Linked DNA regions of Homo sapiens: region 2 is linked to region 1. Evidence: chromatin loops called from intact Hi-C (ENCODE). Cell type or tissue: heart left ventricle. All regions are shown on one strand. Links, peaks and the distances in the headings refer to the core of each region. The heading gives the core; the rest is flanking DNA.

Region 1 (9,284 bases), core at 948-8,947:
TCCCAAGTAACTTAACTGCCTGCTTGAATAAAGTGCAAATTCTTTATAAGAATGCAACAAAATACCCATACAACAATGTAAAATTCACAATATCTAATATCCATCATCCAGTTAAAAACTATCACAGTAGGCAGAAGAAGAAGCAGGAAAATATCCACAAGTATAAAGAAAATAAATCAATAGAAATAGACTCAGGAATTATAGACATGGCGAAATTAGCAGACAAAGATGGTAAAGCAGTCATTATATGCTCCATGTGCGAACACAGAGGCAAACGTGAACATGATGAGAAAAATGGAAGATATAAAAAAATCTTCCTAGTCTCCAGTCTTCAGGCAAGAGCAATATGACTACTGTGTTTCTGTAGCCTGCTGGAACATCTAGGCAGAATGTAGCTGTACTGCCCTGCTACCAACATTCTCCATGGAGTTGGGAGAGGAACGAAGTAGCCTGCAGAGAACTGAATGTACACTGGGAGCTGCTGAGATGTGGCTGGTCTGGGGCCAGACAGCTGAGCAGGATCAGTTCAGAAATGAGGGAAAACTGTGGATGTTCCTTTAAAAAGCACATCATTATTGGTGGCCTTGTGCCCTTAATTCTGGTTCGCACACAGAACAAGTGACAATTTCCATGATTAGCTAAAAAGAATTCAGAGATTTTCCAAATTTGGATTGAATGCGTTTGTTTAAAGGATTATTTCCTGTGTAACTCATTCAACACAAGTTATACAGGAAAAATTGCCTAAGCAAAGCAGATGCAGGCTTAGAGTTAAAATAAAGCCAAATTTTATGAGCAACAATGGCAAATGTGTAATATCTGGAGTATAAATATTTAAAATGGTTTTGTTAGAGAGGAGAATTAAATTAGTAACAATAATTGAAATGTATGGTTTACATTTAAAGTAAGTAAGAATTTTAGAGCATGACTAAGACCTGAGCATGTCAAGTGAGATATCAGTTCCTAACTAAAAATGCTAACTCCTGGCCTGAGAAATGATAATCACTGTAGTAAAAGCTAACATTTATTGAGTGCCTACTATGTGCCAGGCAAGTAAATATCTTAGACGAAAGGTAACAGGGTATCAAATGCTCTTCCAGAAATTCTAAGTGTTTCTTTTAGAAATTCCAAGTATACATAGCTTTTTCTTTAATGAAAAGGAGTATCAGCGTGATAGGATTTGAACGCTCAGCTGCTTTAGCTACCTTAAATGAGCTAAGTGGAAACATTTACTAAACTTTTGATTCAATATCTTAATTCTAAATTATTTGGCTATTTGTGTGTGTGTGTGTGTGTGTGTGTGTGTGTGTGTGTGACTCCTCTGTCACACAAGCTGGAGTGCAGTGGTGTGATCTTGGCTCTCTGCAACCTCTGCCTTCCAGCTTCAAGCGATTCTCATGCCTCAGCCTCCTGAGTAGCTGGGACTACAGGCTCCTACCACCACAGTTGGCTATTTTTTATTGTTTTGTATTTTTAGTAGAGATGGGGTTTCACTATGTTGGCCAGGCTGGTCTTGAACTCCTGACCTCAAGTGATCCACCTGCCTTGGCCTCCCAAAATGCTGGGATTACAGGCGTGAGTCACTGTGCCAGGCCTTTGGCTACTTTTTGAAGTGGATATTTTCAGTGGGTGAGATGGTAGATTATAAATAGCTTAATCCAGAAATTAAAAGTCACCTAAATGTTAGCAACACCTAATATGGAATTTATGAATAGCCCAAAGCAGCCTTTGCAGCCACTTTAAGCTAACTTTAAATAAAATGATACCTTTATGCAACTTCTTCATTATCAAATAAAATATTTATATTTGGGAAGTAAGGCATACAATAAAAAATAAATAAATGGAGCTTTCACCTTTGGAAAACAGGCACGATAATTTCCTGAGGACTCGCTGAATCTGAAGTTGGATTCTCTGGAGATTTTGGACTTGTCAACTGGCTGCCTTCAGTTTCTCCTATGAAAATGAGGACAGTAGTAATGCCCAGTGAGAAAAGGAGGGTCAGAAATGAATAATATAATGTAATAAATGTGATATAATTCTCACATTTCCCAGTCCTACCATTATGTTAATCAATTTGTTTTACTATCAGTAATGGCATCAGGCCTTTGCAGAGTAAATGATTGGCTTTCACATACTGCTGAATAATACCTAGCCCACACATTTGTTCTGCAGACTAATTAATGTTTCAGAGTGTTTAAACACAATGCCTCTACAGAAGCAATGGCATTATAATGTGTTGGGACACTCTAGTGTTGTAATTAGTACTAATTAGGTTCTTTTCAACAGCTTGTTGAATTTACAAATTACTGCCTGTGAGGTATTCTGCTTTATTTATTCATTATGAAAGAGTCGGACGCAGGGTTTAAATAGGCACCTTTAAACAACTATTCTCAAGGTCCTACACATACTCCTCCCCTCAAACCAGGGAAGGACAATAGGAAGACACCCTTCTCGGAATGGTTGTGAGGGAGAGCAACCCCAGTGCTGTGCTAGGAGCCAGCTCACACTGGCTGGCAACAGCTGAATCCAGGCATCTTTTCCTAACTGTGAGCTCAGTGATATCACATTGATAGCTTGAAACCAGCGATGGTGGGAGTCTTTTTGTGTTGTTGTTGGTTTTTGAGACCCAGTTTACCAGCACATCACTGCTGGTGTCTTCTCTTCAATGCAGGGAAGCTGGTGGCAATGTTAACCAGTGGCAGTGGCCTGAAGCCATGTTTCAGTTGTACATTAATTAGAATGGTCTAACTGCTGAAACAGACATCAACGCTCAGTGGCTTATAGTGATTTGTATCTCACTCATCACACTATCCAGGGTGATTTGGTGGGGGGCTAATGAAGGGCAGTGGGCTTGTGTGTGGACCCAGACTCTTTTCATCTAGTGCATGGTACCATGGACACCTTTGGTGGTTTGTTAAAGCCTATGGACCCCTTTTTAGAGTAACATTTTTAAATGAAAAAAATATAGAGAGGATGATAAAAGAAACCAATTTTATTGAACTGTAGTTATCAAAATATTTTTAAAATCTGTGATATGGTAATATATGTGCTCTTTATTAATGCATTCAATGACAAGGTCTCATGGAGGGTTTAATAACTACTGTCATTTTGAAGAAGTGCTATTCTAAGATATGCAGCAACTTAAATGTGCTACGAAAACATCTGTGAGCTCTATTGGTGACAAAGTCACAAGTACTGCTAAATTACACTGTTTTGTTGCCTACATTCAGGGTTGGAGAAGTGCTGAATTTGAGTTGAAGGTTAATAAAACACAGGTGTTCTTTTCCTCCATTCAGTGTTTGGATGGCCTGAATTCTATCCACAGAGCCCATGAGGGTCTACAGGCTCCAGATCAATAATCTCTGACCTGGCTGGGCATATTCCAGCACCTTAGAAGGCCCAAGGCAAGAGGATCGCTTGAGACCAGGAGTTTGAGGCCAGCCTGGGCAACATAGTGAGACCTCGTCTCTACAAAAAACAAAAATGAGCCAAATGTAGTGGCGCATGCTTGTAGTCCTAGCTGCTAAGGAGGCTGAGGTAGGAAGATCGCTGGAACCCAGGATCAAGAGATGCTGCAGTGAGCTGTGATTGCACAACTGCATTCCGGCCTAGGCAAGAGTGAGAATTTGGCTCTAAAAAAAAAAAACAAACAAAAAGAAAAAATAATCCCTGACCTAATGGCTAGTGGCTTCATGATTCTTAGGGCCACAAAGACACTAAGTGGACACTGTGCATACATCTGCAGATAAGGGCAGATAGACAGTGGAGGATTATGTGGGTAGATTTTGTGCTCCAGGCCTGGAGGTGGCATACATTATTTCTGCCCAACCTTCTCATCTCTACATGACACACCTTGCCTTTGTATCTTTCCATTGGCAATTCCTGTCAAAAGTCCTATCCCTTGTTTTTATTGTCACTTTTTCCTTTATATCACCCTCAACATGTTGAACCTAACATTTCAATGAATACATTTTCTACTTTAAGTGGATTCTAATTTTGAAGGCAGGGTATAGGCTTCATATTCTTTATGTAAGAAAAGTTGAGTCTGGGCTCTGTGGCTCACGCCTGTAATCCCAGCACTTTGGGAGGCTGAGGCAGGCAGATCACGAGGTCAGGAGATTGAGACCATCCTGGCCAACATGGTGAAACCCCGTCTCTACTAAAATACAAAAATTTAGCCGGGCGTGGTGGTGCGCACCTGTAGTCCCAGCTACTCGGGAGGCTGAGGCAGGGGAATGGCTTGATCCTGGGAGACAGAGGTTGCACACTCCAGCCTGGTGACAGAGCAAGTCTCCATCTCAAAAACAAAACAAAAAAGAAAAGGAAAGGAAAGGAAAGGAAAGGAAAGGAAAGGAAAGGAAAGGAAAGGAAAAGAAAAGAAAAGATTGAAGCCTTTTATATCTATTTGTCCATTGCAGCAGCCATTAGGGACATATAACTAATGAGCACTTGAAATGTGGCTAGTCCAAATTAAGATATGATGCAAGTTTAAAATACACACCAATTTTGAAGTTTTAGTACAAAGAAAATAATGTAAAATAATTAATATTATTTAATACAAAACTGCTATTTAATAGCAATTACATATTGAAGTAATACAATTTTGGCCCTATGATTGGGCTAAATAACATATATTAAAACTAATGTAATCAGTTTTTAAAAAATTTTAATGTGGCTACTGGAAGACCAAATAACATTTGAGGCTTACATCTATGGCTCACATGGCATTTCTTTTAGACAGCTGTTCTCGAATAAAGATTCATAGAAGATTCATAGAGCTGCAAGGAAACTTAGAGATAAGCATCTAATCCAACTCTTTTATTGTAATCTCAGAAGCTGAATGAGCTGTTCTCATCTGCCTAGCTAGTAAAGCACACATAGGCTTGGAATTCAGGTCTCCACACTCCTGGTGCAGAGCTCTTTTCATAATCCATGGTATCCAACCAAACCAAACCAAACATTTCCAAGATTTAAGTTTCCAGTTCAAACCAGAATATACTCTGATTCTGAGTTACACATAAGCATCCCGAAAATGACAAGCCTTTTTTCCAATCTGATGTATTTTCAACCCTAGACTTAAAACTTAAGTATAATTTGCCCTGCCCCTGAAGAACTGCAGGCACAAGCAGCCAGCCAGACAGGCTCGTGCTTGACTCCCTCATTAACCCAGATAAAAGAGGCCCTGAGGTCATTTGCCTTTGCCCTGGTCTTCTGCATTTCCCTTAGCTGAATGGTTAAACTCACAAGGAAATGCTAAGATTTTCTTATCTCTTCTGAATTTTCTCTTAAAGGGATGGAAAGATATGAAAACCTAGTATTTCACATGACTACCCCTTTTTCCTAGCCAGGAGGTGGCACCGTGGATAGCAGTTAAGGGAAATAACAGATGAGTTTCATTCTCTTTTGTCTCATTTTCTGTTCTTGGCTTCCACTCTAGACCTATAACCAAATTCCCAAGGTCTGGAATATTTTCTGAACTTTTTGTCCTAGAATAGTCCAAGGTTTCCCCCATCCAACTTACTCTCCCTCTCTAACTCACCGATTTCCATAAAATCACATTTGAGCCGTTGTGTATGTAGATAATGTTTCAGATAAGGGCTTAGATGTTTAAAAAGTTTCTTATCTTAAACAATGTAGTACCAATACATAATCTTTCCCCCTTAGGAATTTTGAGTAATGAAGTGCTCCTTGAATCATATAATTTGCAGTTGAAATTGAAATAACATAATTACCTTATCCAGTGTTCTTTGGAAAACACCGTCACTAGACTCTGAGGTTGTCTCATTTTCTCTGAACTTTCTCACCTTTTTCAGTGATTTCTGGAATGTTAAGTTCTGAGAAGCCATAAGATATGTCTCCTGACCCATGACAACTTTAGTGACTAACCCACTTACTCACACATTTCATGTTTCAGCATTTCCTCCCTTCGGTATCATTATTTGGCACTTCCACGAGAAACTCCTGAGGCGTACTATAGCTAACTACTTTGTTTATTTCAGATCATCACTGCTATTGACATCAGTGGATGTCTGAGAAAGGGAGCACAAACCTTCATGTCTCCACATGTTTTTAATGAAAATATTTGATGCCTTAAGGTGTGCTGATAACCAAACTCAGCATTTCTCCAGGGATATGTTTAAATTTCTGCATTGTTCATTCTAAGGAGAAATATACACATATGATGTATTTTGCAAATGAGCATAAGTTTCACTAAGATATGTAAAAGACGCTTTCAAAATGATATTTATAATATGTCTCATTTTTAGAAGAGTGGACAAAATAAAATGAACTTACAGAGCAACTAAACCCTTAAGAAACATTTACCATAAAATGTTAACTGTGTAGCTTTCTTGATTCAGTAGGGCATTGGCTGTGGAGGTAGAGCACCCAAGTACAGATAATGGCCCCATCTCTTGCTAGCTGTGCTACCTTCTGCAAGTTATCTAGCCTCCTCTAACCTTGGTTTCTTCCACTACAAAGTGGGGATAATAGTACCTCCGAAGGCTGTTGTAAAGACTCATTGCACTAATCCTCGTAAAGCACTTAACACTGTGATAGGGACATGGACTCTCAACAACTGGTTTTATCACTTATAATAGTATACCTTCTGCAACCTAAAGTCAAAGATTTTAAATAAACTGTACATCAAATAAAATACTTTTCTTCAAAATCCTTAGTCAACCATTCCTGGAGCCAGTTGGAATCAGAACTGAATTTCTATATATTTTCTATAATTTATGGAGTTGAGACTTCAGTATGCTTCAGACTTAATAGACAGCATAAACTTGAGGGGCAAGTACATGAACTTGGTGTAGAAGAACTTGTTTGAATCCTGGTTCTGGCACATACCATGTGACTTTGGGCTTGTCTTTAGGCCTCGGTTTTCTCATTAGTGAAACAAGTTGTTTAATTGATTGATTAAGTCTTTTCAAAAAAACTTACTTAGGATGAACTTATAAACCTTAATTTGCAGCATTTAGTTTAGTCCAAGCTTGTGCAATCCATGGCCTGTGGGCTGCATGTGGCCCGGGAAGGCTTTGAATGTGGCCCAACACAAATTTGTAAACTTTCCTAAAACATTATGAGATTTTTTTGTGTGCAATTTTCTTTTTTAGCTCATTAGCTATCCTTAGTGTTAGCATATTTTATGTATGGCCCAAGACAATTCTTCTTCTTCCAATGTGGCCCGGGGAATCCCAAAGACTGGACACCCCTGGTTTAGCCCTTAAAACCTCAAACGTCATGGAACACATCTATTTCTTTTTCTTTTTCTTTTTTTGAGACAGGGTCTTGCTCTGTCGCCCAGGCTGGAGTGTAGTGGTGCGATGGCTCACTGCAACCTCTGTCTGCTGGACTCAAGCTATCCTCTCACCTCAGCCTCCTGAGTAGCTGGGACTGTAGGCATGTGCCACCACACCTGGCTTATTTTTTCAATTTTCTTTTGTAGAGATGAGGTCTTGCTATGTTGCCCAGGCTGATCTTAAACTCTTGGACTCAAGCACTTGCCCACCTTGGCTTCCCAAAGTGCTGGGATTATAGGCGTAAGCCATCATGCCTGGCCTATCTATTTCTTATAATAATGAAGCATTCATTGTGTGTCTTTCCTTCTAGTCATCAAATAGAAATATGCCCTGTTCTGTGAAACGGGATGAACAAAGCAGACTAAATCCCTGCTCTCATGGGACTTACATCATAGAGGTGGTGGTAGGGAGAAATAAAACTAAGAAATAATAAGATGGTATCATTACCAAGGATGATGAAGCAGGGAGGTCAGTGTGGTTACGGAGGAATGAGCAATGGGAACTGTGAGCAGAGACAGGGCAGCAAGGTAGGTGGGATCACATCTCAGGGGGACTTATAGGCCATTGGAAGGACTTGGGCTTTTACTCTGTGTAAGAAGAGAAGCCATGGGGAGTTTCGAGGAGAGGAACGCCATAGTCTGAATTATCTGACTGTTGTGTAGAGAATAGACTGTAGGGGGGACAAGGGAGGAAGCAAGCCAAACAGGAAGAAGCTGGAGCTGTGATCCGGGCCAGGGATTATGGTGGTGTGGACTAGGGGGTAGCTGGAGGTAGGGAGACATGGTTGGGTTATAAATACATTTTGGAGGTAGAGCTGACAGGATTTGCTGATGAAGTATGTGGAATATGAGGGGAAAAAAAGTGGCTTCAAGGATGACTCCACAATTTCTGACCTGAACAAAAGAAAGAATGGAGTTGCTGCTTATTGAAAGAAGGAAGACTGGGGGAACACATTTGATGGAGAAAATGAAGAGTTCACTTTTGGACAGGCTAAGATTGAGGTTCAAGTGGAGATGTCAGCTAAGCAGATGGATGTCTCATCTGATAATCACTGTCATTTGTTAAGTGGCATCCTTAATTACCTGCCAGGCACTAGGGTAAGAACATTACACGTGTTACCTCATCTAAATTCTCATAATAACCCTCCAAGATAGGTACTGTTATCATTTGCAGATGGTGAGACTGAAGCCCAGGGAGACTGTGGCAAAGGCCACACAGCTAATATTTAATGCACATGGTCCTCCTTGAAGCCAATGCCTCACTCTTGCATACAATGTCACTCACTACATAGCCATGAGAGGAGGCGGCTGGGTGTCAGAAAAACTGAGCTGAGTTCATGCTCCCATGAGGAGTTTGCTGTATGGCTTATATCCATTGCCTCAACCTCTTTCTGTCTTAATTCTCATGGATACCTTGAAGGTTATTGAATTCAAGTCAGAAATATCACTTACTATTTAAGAGCAGAAAGATGCTGATGATATATGCTCACAATATATTTTACTTCTGAGGATTACAAGTAATTTTCAGCACCAAATACTGTAATTCAAGGGAGCGGTAAGAACTGTCATGTAATGAAATTATTGTTTCCCAAGGAAATCAGGTTGGATGCTGTTCTATGTCGATTATTGTCTTCTTTTATAGCTGAATTAGGCATGTGGCCATGAATTTTCATTTCTAGCATAACCTAATCGAAAACCAGCTTCTTATTTGTGATGCTACTGAGCAAGTGAAGTTTTTCAATCTATATTTCACGATAGCCTTTAGATGAACAAGCAGAAGTATAATCATGATGTTCTCATTTGCATAAGCATCTTCTTGACAGGTCATCAGATATCTTTATTGTTCTTGGGTACATTTCATGGGCTGCTGAAAGCGTGCATAATGATCTCTAGCAATTCATCTTTTTACCTAGCTTAATGGCCCTTGTTACATATTAGGAGAATGATGGAGTGAAAAGACAAAGTGTCTGGGGCCTGCCTGCCTAAG
Region 2 (9,284 bases), core at 746-8,745, 62 kb after region 1:
CTGTTGGGTTGGGTGTGAGATAATAGAAGAAGAGAGAAATCAGTGATGACTTCTTGGTTTTTAACCAGAGCAAATAAGTGGATGGAGTTGCCTTTTACTTAGAAGGAAGAGTCGGAGTGAATGGGATCACGAGTTCCCTTTTGGCCATGTTAAGTTTGAGATGCTAGTGTGGAAATGTTGAATAGGCCATTAGATGTTTTCATTTGGAGCTCAGCAGAGTGATTGAGCCTGGAGAATAGAAATTTGGAAGATGTTAGCTTATAACTAGTATTAAGGCCATGGGCCATAAAACAGGGAAAGACTATAGACAGAGAAAAGAAACAGTACACTGGCCCCTTCAGCATTTGGAGATCAGAAAAAGGAGAAGGATCCAGCAAAATGGACTAAGAAGAAACGGTCTATGGAGTAGGAGAAAAATCAGAAAAGCATAATGTCCCAGAAGGCAAATAAAAAAGGGGTTTCAAAATTAAGAACTCAATCCCATTTATAATAGCCACCCCCACCCACCACACACACACACACACACACACACACACACACACACACACTTAGGAGTACATTTAACCAAGGAGATGAAAGATCTCTACAAGGACTACAAAACACGGATGAAAGAAATTGTAGGCAACACAAACTAATGGAAACACATCCCATGCTCACAGATTGGAAAAATCACTATCATTAAAATGACCATGTTCCCCAAAGCAATATACAGCTCCAATTCAATTGCTATCAAATTACCAATGTCATCTTACACAAAATTAGAAAAATTAATCCTAAAGTTCATAGGGAACAAATAAAAGCCTGAATAGCCAAAGCACGCCCAAGCAAGGGAACAAATCTGGAGACATCACATTGCCTGACTTCAAATTATACTACAAGGCTATACTAACTAAATCAGCATGGTACTGGTACAAAAATAGACACATAGACCAATGGAACAGAATGGAGAACCCAGAAATAAAGCCACATACCTACAACCAACTGATCTTTGATAAAATCAACAAAAATAAATAATGAAGAAAGGATACCCCATTCAATAAAAGGTGCTGAGAAAACTGGCTAGTCATATGCAGAAGAATGAAACTGGACCCCTATCTCTCATTATATACAAAAATTAACTTCAGATGGATTAAAAACCTAAGTGTAAGTCCTGAAACTATAGAAATCTTAAAAGAAAACTTAGGAAAAACTCTTCTGGACATTTGCCCAGGAAAAGAATTTGTGATGAAGACCCCAAAAACAAATGCAACAAAAACAAAAATAGAGAAATGGGACTTAGTTATGCTAAAAAGCCTATACACAAAAAAGAAATAGTCAACAAAATAAACAGATAACCTACAAAATGGGAGAAATATTTGCAAATTATGCCCCTAACAAAGGACTAATATCCAGAATCTACAAGAAACTCAACAAGAAAAAACAACCCCATTAAAAACTGGGCAAAGGACATGAACAGACATTTCTCAAAAGAAGACATACAAGTGGACAACAAACACATGAAAATATGCTCAATATCACCAATCATCAGAGAAATGTATATTAAAACCACACCAAGATATCATCTTACAGCAGTAAGAATGAATGTCATTAAAAAGTCAAAAAATAACAGATGATGTGGATGTGGAGAAAAGGAAATGCTCATACACTGTTAGTGGGAATGTAAATTAGTTCAACCCCTACGGAAAATAGTATGGAGATATCACAAATAACTAAAAAAGAACTATCATTCGACTCAGCAATCCTACTACTGGGTATCTACCCAAAGGAAAATAAATCATTATATAAAAAGACTCCTGTATGTGTGTGTTTATCACAGCACTATTTTTAATAGCAAAGCCATGGAACCAACCTAAGTGTGCACCAGCGGTTGATTGGATAAAAAAAATGTGGTATATATACACCACAGGATGCTACACAGTCATAAAAAAGAACAAAATCATACCCTTTGCAACAACATGGATGGAGCTGGAGGCCATTATCCTAAGTGAACTAACTCAGAAACAGAAAATCAAATACCACATGTTTTCAGTTATAAGCAGGAGCTAAATAATGGGTACACATGGACATAAAGATGGAGAGAATAGACTCTGGAGACTCCAAAAGTGGGGAAGGTGGGAGGGGAGTAAGGGTTGAAAAATTACCTATTGGGTACAATGCTCAAGATTTGGGTAATGGGTACACTAGGAGCCCAGTCCCCACCGTTACACGTAATACCCATGTAAGAAACACACGTACCCCTTGAATATAAAATTTAAAAAACTAAAAATAAAAAAGAAGGGGTTTCAAGAGAGAATAAGTGATAAGTGAGTCACATAATGCTGAGAAGTTAACCAATATATTTAGCAGCATGAGTACATAGGGATAAGTGATTGCTTTCCCTCATAAAACAGTGATCTCAAAATTTAGGGAGCTTGTTAAAATGCACATTATGGCCCACAGCTCCAGAGATTCTGATATAGTAAGTCTATCGTGAGGCCCCATTTTTAACAAGCTTATCAGTTGATTAAGTGGTCCAGGTTTTAAGAAAAGCTGCACATAAGAACTATGAAGTTCAGCTTATGCCATGGTTTCAGTTTCATTTAAAGAGAAGAGATTCTCTCTTACCTTTTAATGAGGCAAGATAGGGGACTGCCGCATTATCTGTCTCCTATCTTGCCTCATTAAGCACTGGAATTTGGAAGGGAATTTGTTTCATCCCTTAGATTATTCTTAAAAGAGATTGGCATATCTATTTTTTTTCTGTATAGCTCATTTAAAATTTTACTTGAAAGTAGAGGGGTAAGTTTCTGAAGGCACTATGATTTTTTAATAAAGGGAAAATAGATGTAAACTCAGTGACATGTAAAAGAAAAGAGGCCCATTTGTATATTTTGAAATAATATGAAAATTACACAATGAAGCCGGATGGGAATTATCCTTACACAGTTAATCCAATGGAAGATGTAACTAGGAATCTAATGGAAATGCCCGCACAGCACATATATCACCACAGTTAATAAGAAATCCTCAAACTTTTCAGTAGAAGCGGTGGAACTCAGGTGTTCTGGCTTGATACCTGCTTGTTCTTTAACCAAATAGCAAACATGATCTCCTTGAGTAGCATGGAGAGGGGTCCCCATGGCTTTGGGTTTAGGAAAACCATTGAGAATTGGAGGCAGCATCGGCAGGTGTAATGGATAGGGGAACGGTCTGTTAATTCTCCCGCTTTGCGGGGATTAACCCTGAGTCATGTTCAGGGTGTCCAGGTAGGTATCCACACTTACACTTTCCTGCCTCACTCCCTCTCTCCCATAGAGTTTATCAAGCATTTATTGAGTGCCACATGCATGCAAGGCATAATAACCTTATTACTATAATTCCTTCTACCATATGCTTCTGTTCCTATAGCATAATAGAGGGAAATGAAAATCATAAAAATACCAATAAGACAAATATTTACATTGGGTCAAGTGGAGTAGGAAAGGGAAATTGTGGGGGGAGAGGAGGAAGCAACAGTTTCCCCAGGATCTCAGTGGAAGATAGTTTCCTAAACTATTCCTTGAAATAGCATGGATAACTTTGTGGTAACAAGGTGTGTTATCTTTTGTTGTGATAGTTAATTGTATTCATCTTCTTTAAGCCACCATTGGCGCCTGGAACTATTTTGTATGAAGCAGAGCTATCACAATTTTCTGAAGACATAAAGAAGTGGAAGGAGAGATACGTTGTAGTTAAAAATGATTATGCTGTGGAGAGCTATGAGAATAAAGAGGTAAGACACTTCTTTGTTACTACTGATTCTTACACTGTTCTTAAAAGTTTGGCTCGGTTGATTGGTGTGCCCTCTCCTTCCTACAAGGCTATACTAACAAAATCAGCATGGTACTGGTACAAAAATAGAGACTGATTCATTCAATAAGCACTCATTCATGTAGGTATCTATTTCAGCTAACAGATACTGATTGAATGCCTACTGCATACCAAGTGTTATACAAGGTTCTGGGTATACAGCAGTTGATAAGACAGATGCTTGCCGTCTAGTGGCAAGATAGACTTTGAACAAGTGATTGCAAGTGAGTATGAAGACAGAAGGACCAGTATTTGGCATGGGAGCCTTTCCTATGATCATTCAGCCTTGAGGTCTTTCTCAGCCACCATCCTGACATCTCTGCTCTATGTCTCTGTCTTCCCACTCTGAAGCCCTGTGCATGACAGGTGGCTCAGGAGTTATTTCATAGGTTGCTATTAAATTTGAATCTGCCTGGGTTTTCCTGGGTTCCTAGGAATTCAGAATGCCTCACATACTTTATTTCCATGGAGGTATTTTTTTTTCATTTAACTTTTTTCTGGTTATTTCACTATTTTCCTTGTCTGTAAAATGTGGAGAAAGTGAGATAATGGGTGTAAAGCATTCAGCCCCTGGGAGGACTTTAGTTTTTATTGGTTCCCATTTCTTTCCTTATGTAGGAAGGTAGTGTGGTATAGGGGAAAGAATAGCAGGCAGTGAATTTGGCAAACTAAAGGTTAGGTCAAGTTGTGCCATTAACTAGAAATGAACCTGTTGACAAGTGACTTCTTGCCTTCAGTCCTCAATTAAGCTAAACAGTTAGGTCAAATGATCCCACTATCCTCCCAGATCTCATACTGTACACATTTTTTAGTCTGCATAGACCCTCAAGCTCCCTTTGAAATGAACAGCTACTATTTATCAGTGAACGACAGTAACAGATTTAAAACTCTGCTCTCTGGCCTCTAAGCTCAAGAATAGTCAAGATGGCGAGGTGCAGTAGCTCATGCCTGTAATCCCAGCACTTTGGGAGGCCAAGGCAGGTGGATCACCCGAGGTCAGGAGTTAGAGACCAGCATGGCCAACATGATGAAACCTCATCTCTACTAAAAATACAAAAATTAGCTGGGCATGCTGGTGCATGCCTGTAGTCTCAGATACTCAAGAGGGTGAGGCAGGAGAATCACTTGAACTCGGGAGGTTGAGGTTGCAGTGAGCTGAGATCACCCCAATGCACTCCAGCCTGGGTGACAGAGTGAGACTCTATCTCAAAAAAAATAAAAAAAGAGTAGTCAAGATAGTCTTCACAGAGCACTGTGAGGACTACACCTGATGCTAGGAAGAGGCTTCAGACTGACAGACCAATCTGTTTCCTTCCCATTTCTGATGGAAAATAGAAATAAAATATACTACAAACTTATTTCACAGGCTACCAGGCAAAGCTCAAGTGCTCTCTTGGGTAGACTTACTCTTTTCAACATTTATTAAGCTAATATTTTCTCTGCTTATCAATATTAGGATTTTATTCAACACTTAATTTGTACTCAGCAACAAAGTATCAATACACTACAAATAGTGATGATAATAACAAGACACCTTATGTTTTGTATGACTCATTACAACGTCCTTTCAGAGGAGCTTGAGGAGGGACAGTGTAGCATAATATGGTTCATACTATGGGCTTTGACTCATACCTTTACCACTTACTAGATAGGCGCCCTTGCCTAAGCTATAAATCTTGAGCCTCAGTTTTCTCATCTGTAAAATGAGATCTGCGTGATTTCTTTGCCATGGTGTTGAGAGGAGTAAGTGAATGAATGTACGGAAGCATTTAGCATATGGCTGGGCCTGTGGTAAAGCTAGAGCTGGGTGTGGAGCAGTTGCTGGTATGATTACTACTAACCCATTGGGAAGAAACAGCCCTAGATCTTGTTCTTGGATTTATTAAAGTTTTTCACTGCATTTAACACTAACTGAGGTTTCATTTTGAATCAAATGTTGGTGTTTTTCCTCTTTTCACTTATTTCAGCTTGCTCTCTCAGCTTGCAGTTTGTACATTGCACTGCTTTTTCTTTGTTCATCGTTTTTAACTGAACCTGTTCAAATTGTTAAGATATGGTGACTTAATTTGGTAATAACCAAGTGTTTTTTGAAACTTGGAATTCTTTTAAAGTCCACGCAGTTTGTCATAATTTCTTGAAGTTTTAATAATATCTTCTTTTTTTAATTTATGGAAGTATCTTATAAAATTATATCTAAGAATTATGCATTAAGTACCTGTAAGTCATCTATTATTTTATTTAGAGTCCAATTCTGGCTGGCAATTAAACAGGAAAAGTAAAACATTCTCACTTGATAATCAGTTTCTATTTTGTGTGCACTGGGGCTGGACAGGCATGAATATAAATCCTGGATGTGTCACCTACTCACTGCTGGGCCATGGGCAAGTTATTCAGTCTCTTTGAGCTTCATGTTTCCCATTTGAAAAATGGAGATAACATGTAATGCATAGTACTGTTTTGAGGATTAAGTGGTATAATGCTTATAAAAGCCAATATTGGGGCCTGTTATAACTAGTAATACAATTCACTTTTGAGTCCAGTCTAAATCAAATTGCTTGTAAATCTTCTTAATATCATACAAGTTTAGATTCTTCTCTCAACATTATTGTTTCACTATAATGTAGCTCTGTGGGAGTTCTTAGAGCTGTAAGGTATTATTTCATGGGGAGCCCTCAATTATGTATAGATCCTCCTTCCTGGGTTAATCATTTATTCAGAAGAGTCCTCCAATCGTCTTTCTTAGGATGAATAGGTCAGGCTGCCAGAATTCTGTGTTAGTGGGTATATTCTGGTTCCCTCACATGCTTAAGCAGTTGATTAGTCGTTGTTACAAGTAATTTAGATATCTGAGAGTTTGTTTCATTTGGATCTCTTCACTATCTTATTGCTGCAGAACGTGTTATCGTTACTCTGATTATGTTGGTCAGATCAACATTATTTAGTCATTTCCAAGAGTAAATTCTAGATTTTGGGTCTCAAACTTTCTTAGTTTCAATTCTCAACTTGCCTTTAGATTACTAGTTTCAGAATTTTGCCTTGACTTAAGCCCTCCCGTCAGATGCACATACTTAAATGTTATCTTATCTGCATGTCCTTGTGGGCATAGGTGCTTACCAAACTGCTTTGGCAATGCCCTGTGCCTCTTTTCTGTGTCTCAAATAGCAGAGCTTCTTGTCTGCTGGCCAGCATTTGTTCTGATGTCACAGTGCTGTACTTCCATCTCAACCATTTTGCTGCAAAACAGTTTCACATCTGAGGGCAAAATAGTGGCATATTTTATGCCAACATTTTCATGTTTTGATGAAAATCCATGGTAACTATCATTGCAGCTACGTGTTCCACAGTCTCATTAGTCATCCTATGTGGCCCACATCAGTCACCAAGCATTCTGTGCAGTATTTGTGTGATCGTCACCTTTGTGGTTATTATCAGAATGATTTAGTTGTTAGCATCTGAAATGGCAAATGTGGTGCAGACTTTCAGGGTTACTGAGATTATGTTTTCCACATTCGAGAACATACCTAGGGTAAATCTCCCTGAGATTAGGGACTCTGATTTACCATGTTGTGACTGTCACATGAAAGTATTAAAATATTACCTTGCCATTAGCAGGTATTCAAAACATATTTTTTGAGTAAATGACTATAACTCAATAACATAGTATGGGGATTGCTATCTCTGAATGTCTGAATCTGTCTATTTGTTATATCCCTGATATTTTCCAAAAATCAAATGGGGAAAAAGATATCATTCCTGTGTGCCTTTCCCTCCCCAGGCCTATCAGAGAGGAGCTGCTCCTAAATGTCGAATTCTTCCAGCCGGTGGCAAGGTGTTAACCTCAGAAGATGAATATAATCTGTTGTCTGACAGGCATTTCCCAGACCCTCTTGGTGAGTTGCTGATCATTCTTTTCCAAGGCAAAATGACTAAGCTTCTTTGTTTAGCTGGAGCAGTGTTTCTCTGTGAAGGAGAGGGATTTCCCTCCAGGGACATTTGGCAGCATCTGGAGACATTTTTGTTTGTCACAATTGGAATCGGGGTGCTATGGCATTTAGTGAATAGAGGCCAGGGATGCTACAAAACATCCTACCATGCACAGGACAGACCCTAACAAGGAAGAGTTATCTGGTACAAAGTATCAGTAGTGCCAAGGTTGAGAAACCCTGGGCTAGTCACTCATGTCCCATAGACAAGTGGAAGATGTGATTTCTCTAGTTGAGGAAAACATTTTACCACTTCCATTATTTCTAATCCCATTCAATAATACACAGTCAGTCTCTGTGTTTCTAGCACATGGAAAATGTGCTGTCAGCCAGGTATCTTGAAGCTTTTGGAATATATTGCAGGCTTTGATAGCACTCCACAAGGCAGCAGAAATAAACAGGTAGGGCCCAGTCCATGAAATATACAATCCCATCTTCTAGTAAGCAAGCCTGGACCTGTCAGGGAATACTATTTTTCTAATTTTAGGATGATATGCAACTAAATACCCTAAATAGACAAAAAACCTTTTAATAAGTGTTACAGTAACTCATAGCTACTGTGAAAAAAAAAAGCATTGCATTAATTTGCATATCTATAAATAAAGCTGGGATGCTGCCATGGAAAGATAATTGGGAGATTGGATTTTTATCTAGTTCTGGCTGTGCCACTTACCAAATGCTTTAGCTTAGCCGGCTGCTGAACAGCTCTGGTTTCTGTTTCTCCAACTCAAAAACAGGGCTTTGAACTTAAAAACCTAGAAGGGTCTTTCTAGGTCTAACCTTCTTTGATTCTCATTCATTCCACTTTTTACATGTGGAGAAATGATGGATAATATATAGACTAAATAAGGCAATTCATAGAGATTCATGAAGTGTGGATAATGTAATAACTCCATTTGGCTTTGCATAAATCATACTACATAGTAATTACTTGGTTCTTGAAGAGAGCCCTGGTTCTTATTAACGGACATAATAATTTCATTAGAATTTATGGAGAAAAACATAATCATTTTATCAATTGTTATTTCGGTGCTGAGTGCTTAACATAGTGTTTTTAATAACACAATTACAGGATTGGTACATGGACCATAAACTAAGATTAACAAATTATTACTAAGTAATTCATGCTAAAACAACACTTTATGTGCACTATGCATATTATTATATTTTCTTTTACATCTACTTATATGCCCTTGGCAGTGGAGCTGCAGCTAGAAATGGGAATACCAACATGTTGACTCATCCAAATCTCTCTAAAACTTTCCAATGAAATCAGCCAGAAGAGACAATATGTTTATTGATTTATTGCTGTAATCATATTGGAGGGAATGAAAAGGACTAAAAAACACAAGTCCTGTGTGATTAATCCCAGTTGGCCCAAGGCTTCAGATTGGGGCATTTTAATGACTTTTTAAAATTGTGTGTTGTGACCTTCTGACTTTTAAAATAGAATATTCTACAGTAGATCAGTTG

The links. A loop is a pair of places that touch in the nucleus more often than their neighbours do. Peaks named below come from ENCODE experiments on the same cell type or tissue, not always from the same donor. Only the 100,000 strongest peaks of a DNase experiment are listed, where the experiment ranks them.
Region 2: a loop joins it to region 1, with 3 times the contacts of the local background. A loop is called at or near these places in 20 of 110 quality-filtered maps.

What each region holds. Positions count from the first base shown.
Region 1 is chr1:184,950,393-184,959,676 of GRCh38, reverse strand. The region is part of intron 1 of NIBAN1 (niban apoptosis regulator 1); the gene reads left to right. Among named protein-coding and RNA genes, the nearest start is that of NIBAN1, 19 kb to the left of the region's middle. In heart left ventricle, for the core only: a CTCF peak has its summit at 5,353 (motif pointing right); no DNase peak of the experiment used is centred there; H3K27ac peaks cover 3,304 bases.
Region 2 is chr1:184,888,542-184,897,825 of GRCh38, reverse strand. It overlaps NIBAN1 (niban apoptosis regulator 1), which reads left to right. Exons shown (of 14, transcript NM_052966.4): 3 at 3,620-3,751; 4 at 7,604-7,718. Among named protein-coding and RNA genes, the nearest start is that of NIBAN1, 81 kb to the left of the region's middle. In heart left ventricle, for the core only: no CTCF peak of the experiment used is centred there; no DNase peak of the experiment used is centred there; H3K4me3 peaks cover 612 bases; H3K27ac peaks cover 5,487 bases.